Regions from separate parts of the Mus musculus genome. Here all the other regions are linked to region 2. A link is a loop called in an ENCODE intact Hi-C map of the cell type or tissue named here. Cell type or tissue: left cerebral cortex. All regions are shown on one strand.

Region 1 (2,500 bases), 530 kb after region 2:
CTTCATTTCAGACCCAGGAGGGATGAAATCACATAGAGAAGCATTAAAAAGGGATAAAAACCATACTGGGTGTGGAGGCTCATGCTTTTATCCCAGCACCTGGGAGGCAGGCGAATTCTGAGACTGAGTCCAGCCTGGTCTACATGGGGAGTTGTGGGTCAGTTGCGGGTACATGGTGAGACATTTGTCTAAAGAAGAAAAAGTAAACTAAACGGAAGAACTGCAAATGTGCCTGAGGTTCAGGCATTCTCTCTGCGGCTTCCCTCCCAAACCCATTCTCGCTCCCACTCCCACCTTTGGCCAGTGGTTCCTCTGTAGGTGGTTTTGTTTTCCAGACAGGGCTGTACGTAATCCAGACTGGCTTCAAACTCAAAACACTGCTCCTGCCTCGGCTCTGGAGTGGCAACCTTACAGGTGTAATATTTGACTCTTGGGCCCGGAGAGGTGGATAAATGAGCCAGCCGCTCCTCTAGAGAACCTGGGTTCGATTCCCAGCACCCACATGGCCGCTCACAACTTTCTATAACTCCACTTCTAGGGCATCCTACACTGTCTTCTGGCCTTCACAGGCAAATGTAGGGCACAGACATTGGATGCAAGCAAAACACCCAAACACATAAAACGAAAAACCTGGAAAAGCAAGCAAGCAAGCACACAAACAAAAAATCCTAACTAAACACTATTCCCATCAAAGAGATTATCAATCTACCTTACACAGCTTGGTACCTCCTGACTACAAAGGAGCTGGAGAGATGGCTCAGCAGTCAAGAGGGTTTCTTACTGCTTTTGCAGAGGGCCTGGGTTTAGTTCTCAGCACCTGTAGTAGCTCATAACTATTTGTACGTAACTCAAGTTTCAGGGGATCCACTGCCCTCTTCTGACTTGCACAGACATCTGTATATATGTGATACACATAAGCTTACGCAGGCATATATACATATACACATAAGAAACAGACAAGCAAAGAGCTGCAAACGAACAACATTGGAAAAGAACTCTTTGCTGCACTCCCAGTGGAAAAAGGACACAGAGAAATCTGCACCTACCAGCTCCCGTCCTCCACTAGCTCCCTTTGCTGTCTGTACTCACCTGGAGTTCTTCAATCTTGGACAGATAATATTGACGGAGTCCACTGCCTGCCTTCCCCTCTTCCAGTTCCATCTGAAGACAAGTGTAAGTGTTAAAAAAAAAAAAGAAGAAAAGAAAAGAAAAGAAAAAGAAAAGGCATAAAGTACTAAAGGGTAAAGCCAAAGTATTTTCGAGGCACTCTACCATATAGCTTAAGAAACAAGGTCAGGAAAATACCATTCCCTTTTCCTCAGAAACTGGTATCTCGATGGGCGAGGTCTGTGTGTTTGAACTTCGGAGGCTTAGTTCTTGGTTCTAAGCCTTCATTTCTGAATCCACTACAAGGATGCAATTACCGCCTACCTTCGAGGACTTTTAGGAGTCTCAAGGGGCCATATACCCACCGAGCGCACTGCCCTGTGGCTAGAGCTACACATCCCCAGGGTTTAACTACTACAGACAAAGGCAGAACAGAGGGACCAAGTCCAGGTCGAAGCCCAGGCCATTCCGGCTTGCCAGCTTCATTCAGTTTCCACCCACCCCTGTCCTGCTTTCCTCAGGGCGGCGCTGACACAGCAGATCCAGTCCCAGGCAGAGTCCGGTCTGACGTGATCCACCCACCCCTGATCCACTGGACCCTCTCGCTCGTGGCCACCCCTCACTTCAGATTTTGTGCACTCCACACTCAGCTTGGATGCCGCCCAGCCGCCGCGGCAGAATCCTTACCTGCTCTGGCCCATCAAGCGCCATCTTCCCTCTCTCGGCAGGGATCGCCGGCATCCAAGTCACTCTATCGCGCAGGCGCGGAGGCGAAAGCATGCGCCCTGGGTCACCACCGAGAACAGTTCCGGGTCAATGGGCGGGGTGTGTGGCGATACAAACACAGTGGCTGTATTAGTAGAGGCTCTACTGGAGGTCACTAGTTTTGTGAAGAGATATAGAACTTCTGGTTGATGCTTCCTAGCGTTTAGGATACGAGTTATTGCACTCTACTTCCTAGCCTCTACTTTTAACTTGTAAGGCCTGCTGACAAAAAAATTTTGGCCACACTCAAAATGGCGGAAATCATGACGCCAGGAATGTAGGAAACGCGCGCAGAAGCGGAAGTACGATTACTGCCTACATGTGCTGCTTCCTAAGAGTTGAAAACCTGCGGAGTTAAGGGCTATCTAACGTCTGGGTAAGTGATTGCTCCACCGCCTGAGGAACCGAAGCGAGATCCAGTGCTCGGAAAGACGATCTCACCTTTTTCTTTCTCCCCAGAGTGAGTGATACTCCCCCATCCCGCCATGGGCAAGAAAGGCAAAGTAGGCAAGAGCCGGCGGGACAAGTTCTATCACTTGGCCAAGGAGACTGGTGAGTGGGTTCGCGCTGAGGAACAACATCCCCGTCTTTTCGCTTCTTCTAGTCCCGAGTTCCTTTTCCTTCGAGG
Region 2 (2,500 bases):
CTGTAAATGATAATCTAAAAGTTGCTAGAAACTAACGGAGGTGGCTCAGAATTCCCAATAGTTTTAGACATGTTTTTACCCAATTATCTTGTGTAAGTTAAGATCTCTCGGGTGCCCAAATAAGGGATTAATTTAGGCTGTTAGGAACTTGAATAATGACAACACCGACACTAATGCATTTGTTAGTTTTCCTTTTATTATATTTGATGTATACGAAGGTAAAAAATGAAGAAAAAAAAAACCCAAATCGCTAAGTTCTAAATTAGCACATTAATTGTTTTCCAAAACCAGCTCTTGCCCTTCCCTAGATAGTGCAGGACTAAGGTTAAGGATTTCAGCAATAATTCCAAAACTTGAAACCCCTGAATCTTGAAATGACTGGAACTGGCCACATTTCCAGTACTGACACACGCTCTGGAGACAATAGTCTGAATATGTCATGCCCAGTATGCCCTCTTCCCGATGCCTATGTCGCACAGCTGACCAAGCCATGACAACCATTTTGGAAAGAGAGGAAAGCGTCCTAGACAACCGAATCAATTGGCTTTTCAAAGGCAGTACTAGAAAATGCCAGTTACTCTAGAGGGCATCAAAAGAACTTATGAGTGCTATGCCTCAAAAAGGAAAAAAAAATCAATATAAAGATAAGTTCTGCCTTAGTCCAAACAAAGCAAGGGGAAAGAGAGACAGTCTGTGGATAGATACCCCACAAAAATTCGGATCCAAGAAAGGATCTTGACTGCTCTATATAGACAGGATGCGGGTGTCCCAGGCTCGACAAAGAGTTCCTATCTCATCCCAAGTCTCAGTTCCACGTCTGGAAACCGCAAGAGGTTTCGAGGCTGAGACCCTAAATTCATAGAACCCCCCCCCCCACCGCGCGCGCGACTGCAACTAGTGTCCGACAGTCCCGAGCCTCCGCAGCGGCGCAGACGCGGTTCAGATTCAGCCCAAGGTCCGCGGAATGCTGCAGTACAAAACCACCAGGGCTCCAGGCCGAGACTCACCAGCCTCTGAGCTGGCCATACTGCCAGGAGAGGTCGCGGCCGGACTCCAAGACGAGAGCGCGGGCGACGGTGTCCCAGAAGGGTCGAACTCGGTCGAGCCGACGGGAGGAGGAGGGGGCAGACACTAGCGAGCGGGGAAGGAGGGGTGGAAGAGGGAGGGACGTTAAAACGGCTTCTCGACGCTGATTGGACAGCAGAGGAGCACTTCCTCGCAGCACGCGCTGAGGCGGCAGTTTGCGGGCTCCAGATACCATTCCCCGCGGTCAAGATCCCGCTTACGGGTTCTCAGATCGGCGGGCAGGGCAGCCAGGTCACCCAGCAGCCCGGCCGATCTCCCCGGGGGCGTTGGAGCCGCGCTTCCGGTGAGTTGGTGGTTTGGTGTTCCTCCGCCGAGAGACCAAGCGAGGAAGTAGTGCGATCCGCCTTGCCCTGGGTCCGATCACGTGATGAGGCCAAGCTCCGCCTCCCTGGTCTCCTTCGGTTATGGGCGTGGGGGGAGTCTGTGGAGACGTAAACATCTTCAAGTAGAGTCGGTGGAATGGCTGGCGCTGGCCATTTTAAGGACCGTCTGGCCACGGGGAAGCAGCTTGTCTGAGGTGTAGCGAGACGAGAGACGGCGGTGTCGCCAAAAGGGCGTCGGGGCGAGGCATTCTAGTGGTGTCACCCAGTCGTGAAGCGAGTAATAAACGGGCGCCGGGGAGGGAGCGCCCGCCCGCGGAGGGGGAGGGGCGAGAACATGGCGGATTCCGGAACCCGGGCGGGCGGGCGTTGAGGGCCTCCGAGCCAGGGGGGCGGGGTGATTAGGTCATAGAGCGGCTCCCAGCGTGCTTTGCGGCGAGGAGGCGGTCCAGACTATAAAAGCGGCTGCCGGGACGCAGCCGGCACCTCATTCATTTCCATCGGTCCTTGCCCTCGCAGCTCCGGCCCTCGACACCACCGGCCCCTCCGCTGGTGACGCCCCCGCAGAGGCTTCGCCGTCGCCGAGGCCTTCTCTCCGCGACTCGTCGCCGCAGGATTCTACTTTCACTGGGTTCCGCCCGCACACCGCCACCATTGACGCCATGTCGAGTTATTCTAGTGACCGAGACCGCGGCCGGGATCGAGGGTGAGTGTGACAAGAGACCTGTCAGGCCGGGTGGGGGATGGGAGAGCGGCGCGGCCGAAGGCTCGCCTTCCCAACCGACCTTTAGATTTTTTTTTTTCCCTTCCTGAAAGGAGGCCTGGCTTTTGTCACACGTCCGGTTAAAAGCCGTTAAAGGCTACGCTTCGGGTAATGGCGTTCAACCTTTTTTTTTTTTTTTTTTTTTTTTTTTTTGGTCCGGGAGGGTGGGCCGGGACCCGGGGCGGCCCGGCGACCTCGCGGCTGTTGAGGGAAACCCGGAGGAGTGTTTTCGGTCGGGAAGCGCCGCGCCTTTGAGGCGGTTCCCGGCGTCGTTTGCGCAATCTTTCGTTGGGTTGTTTTTTGAGGGGGGCCCCCCCTTCCGGTATCCCCG
Region 3 (2,500 bases), 240 kb before region 2:
TTACACTGTCATCTCGGCAAGGCAGCATCAAGAATTTGTGAGTGGATTTTTTTATCTGGCTTCTTGGACACCACTTAGTAGTAAACAACAGCTTAGAAGGGGTTTTTAAAGCTTGGCTGGGAGGCAGAGGCCCCTGAGTAATTATAAAAGCATTACCCCTCCCCATTAGGAAATCTCCCGAATATCAATACACCTTTTTAAATTTTATTAATGATTTTCTTCAGCTCTGCATACAGGTTGGAGCACAGCTTCAAGTCTGGGCAACTTTGCATGTCCAGGGATGCAATCTCACCACCTCCCAGTGCTCCTTCAGCCAAGCACAGCCCCACAACCTACTTTCCCTCGTTTGCATTAAAGAGCTTGTTGTGCCCCTTGCAGCCTTGACAGCACTTCCTTTATAATGATGCATCTTGCCAAATGAATAATCTTAAAAAATCAGCTTTCTCCCAGCAGGAATGGTTAGTTACACAGTTTGTGTTTTTGCAAAGCCATTGGATCTGACTCCCTCCCTATGTTAAACCTGCACACCATGCATAGCCGATAGATAAAGTTCTGGTGGCTATCCAACTCCTGTCAACTGTTGACCTCAGCTGCTTCCCCTCTAGACCACCATCTGTTGTCATGGAAAAGATGGTCTAATGTGGAGTTAAATGCCAATGAAGTCGTTCAATTTCCGTGTGGAACAACAACAATAAAATGACCTAAAATAAATTGCCCAGTTAGGTGTGGAAGCTATTATTCCCAGAGACAGTAAGATGAGCAAAATATCCTAACAATAGCAAAACAAAAACACCACCTGGCCAAGACTGCCTGATTTGTGTGTGTGTGTGTGTGTGTGTGTGTGTGAGAGAGAGAGAGAGAGAGAGAGAGAGAGAGAGTGTTATCAAGGTTCAGGTATACCAGAGGCTATACCAGAGCTGCGAGAGAGGAGTAGAATGCCCAGAGTTGTCGCACCATTGCTGGCCTGTGTCACCATCCCAAGCCTGGGAGCCTGTCCACAGCGCGCCGCGACCCCTTTTGACACTTTCCCTCCTCCGGATGCAGCTATTTAACATGCAAAGTTTTCTCCAGCTTGCCTGGCTCGCACGAGATCATTTCAGCAGCTGAACCCGTCTTTCCTTCTGAAAAGGCTGCCAAGGGACATGAAATATTGGGAGACCCTTGTCGCTGCTTTCTGGCACGCACGCAGACCCGGAGTCGCCTGTCCCGCAGGCTCTGACCCTTGGCTCGTCCCGCCCTGCGTCTCGCCCCTTTCCCAATCCCTGGGGCGCTGCATTTTAGCGACCTCACCTTTTCTCTCCGCCACCGGGGCTTCGGGGGACCATCCGACGATCAAACAGAGAAGCCAGAGGGCTCGAGCTGTCATTTTTGTAGACAGGGTTCCCCAGGCTGGAAAACGCAGCGAGGGCTTTGGCTCGCTTCCTCTCCCCCCACACACACCCCCACCCCCGTTCATGCTAATGAGGGGCAGCCTTTGGGGAAACGAGCATAGCTGGCTGCACAGACCATTGAAACAAAACGGAGCGGCGGGGATCTCTCCCTCTTTCCGAGGGGGGTCGGATGTGTGGTCCGGACTGGGCTCTGTGGGCCAGGAGAACAGCACGGCCTTGAGCTCTTGCTCCGGGTGGGTGGTGTGCTTGGGGTGAGGTGACAGGCTAGGGGAGAGTGAGGGTTTTGAGGGGGCTGAAGGAACGCGAGTGATGAAATCAACAACAAATAAATTAGCGCTTAGAATAGCTTGAGCTTGTTGAGGGGAGGGGACTCCGGATGACAAAAAAACGCATTCCAGGACCTGTGAGGCAATTGCCTGACAAACCAAGTTTGGCAAAGCTGTTTGACTGTATATGCAATCTTGATATTCTAGAGTCAGAAACGGGCCGGGGGGTCGGGGGGGGGGGTGTGAGCAAATTTTTTTTTTCTTGACAGCCCTCTCCTCTGCCCCCTTCCCATTCTCCTTCCCTCTTTTCTCCCTCCACCCATCCATTGATAACTAGTATTCAGTTGGCCACATTCACCAAGTGTATACTGAATGCCTAAAGATTGGCAAACCACCTTTCCAATGCTGGGGGCATCTCACTGCTTGGGAACAGGCAGTTTTTATTGTGTCTAAGAAAAGCAAACTCCTTTGCTGCTTATGTTCAGCTTCCTGACACAGCATCACAGCTCGATCGGTCCTGAGGGAAAGGCTTTTCCACTCAGATGAAATAAAACCGTCATTTGTCAAGGGGTGGGGGTGGGGAGATTAGGGTATCATTTCTCCAGAACAGGTCTGAAGCCTCGGGACTAATTCTCGGTCCACAGCTTCAAACCCAAACAGATGCACGAAGGCGCGAATGGCTTGGTGTGAGGTACACAGAGTTGCTGAGGAAGCCTCAGGGTTCTGCGTCACTGATCCAGGGGCCTGACGCTAGAGTGCTGGTGGACTGAGTAGAGTCTTGGGGGTCTCAGAAACTACAGAGTGGGAACACTCAGGCAGACAGAGGCAGGTCTCCATCTTCTG

The links. A loop is a pair of places that touch in the nucleus more often than their neighbours do. Peaks named below come from ENCODE experiments on the same cell type or tissue, not always from the same donor. Only the 100,000 strongest peaks of a DNase experiment are listed, where the experiment ranks them.
Region 1: a loop joins it to region 2, with 2.6 times the contacts of the local background. A loop is called at or near these places in 1 of 42 quality-filtered maps.
Region 3: a loop joins it to region 2, with 3 times the contacts of the local background. A loop is called at or near these places in 1 of 42 quality-filtered maps.

Annotation. Positions count from the first base shown.
Region 1 is chr11:106,255,509-106,258,008 of GRCm38, reverse strand. Ftsj3 (FtsJ RNA methyltransferase homolog 3 (E. coli)) reads left to right here and starts at 1,925. Exons shown (of 21, transcript NM_025310.3): 1 at 1,925-2,248; 2 at 2,332-2,424. The coding sequence starts at 2,358. It overlaps Psmc5 (protease (prosome, macropain) 26S subunit, ATPase 5), which reads right to left and starts at 1,824. Exons shown (of 11, transcript NM_008950.1): 1 at 1,795-1,824; 2 at 1,090-1,161. The coding sequence starts at 1,818. In left cerebral cortex, CTCF peaks have their summits at 1,075 and 1,745; DNase peaks (open chromatin) are centred at 1,060, 1,903 and 2,124; H3K4me3 peaks cover 1,853 bases; H3K27ac peaks cover 1,169 bases.
Region 2 is chr11:106,787,885-106,790,384 of GRCm38, reverse strand. Ddx5 (DEAD box helicase 5) reads left to right here and starts at 1,891. Exons shown (of 13, transcript NM_007840.3): 1 at 1,891-2,112. The coding sequence starts at 2,069. It overlaps Cep95 (centrosomal protein 95), which reads right to left and starts at 1,133. Exons shown (of 20, transcript NM_177088.3): 1 at 1,008-1,133. The coding sequence starts at 1,026. In left cerebral cortex, a CTCF peak has its summit at 1,017 (motif pointing right); DNase peaks (open chromatin) are centred at 1,193, 1,475 and 1,783; H3K4me3 peaks cover 2,364 bases; H3K27ac peaks cover 2,002 bases.
Region 3 is chr11:107,024,760-107,027,259 of GRCm38, reverse strand. 1810010H24Rik (RIKEN cDNA 1810010H24 gene) reads right to left here and starts at 1,391. Exons shown (of 4, transcript NM_001372502.1): 1 at 1,291-1,391. The coding sequence starts at 1,366. In left cerebral cortex, no CTCF peak of the experiment used is centred here; a DNase peak (open chromatin) is centred at 1,194; H3K4me3 peaks cover 937 bases; H3K27ac peaks cover 357 bases.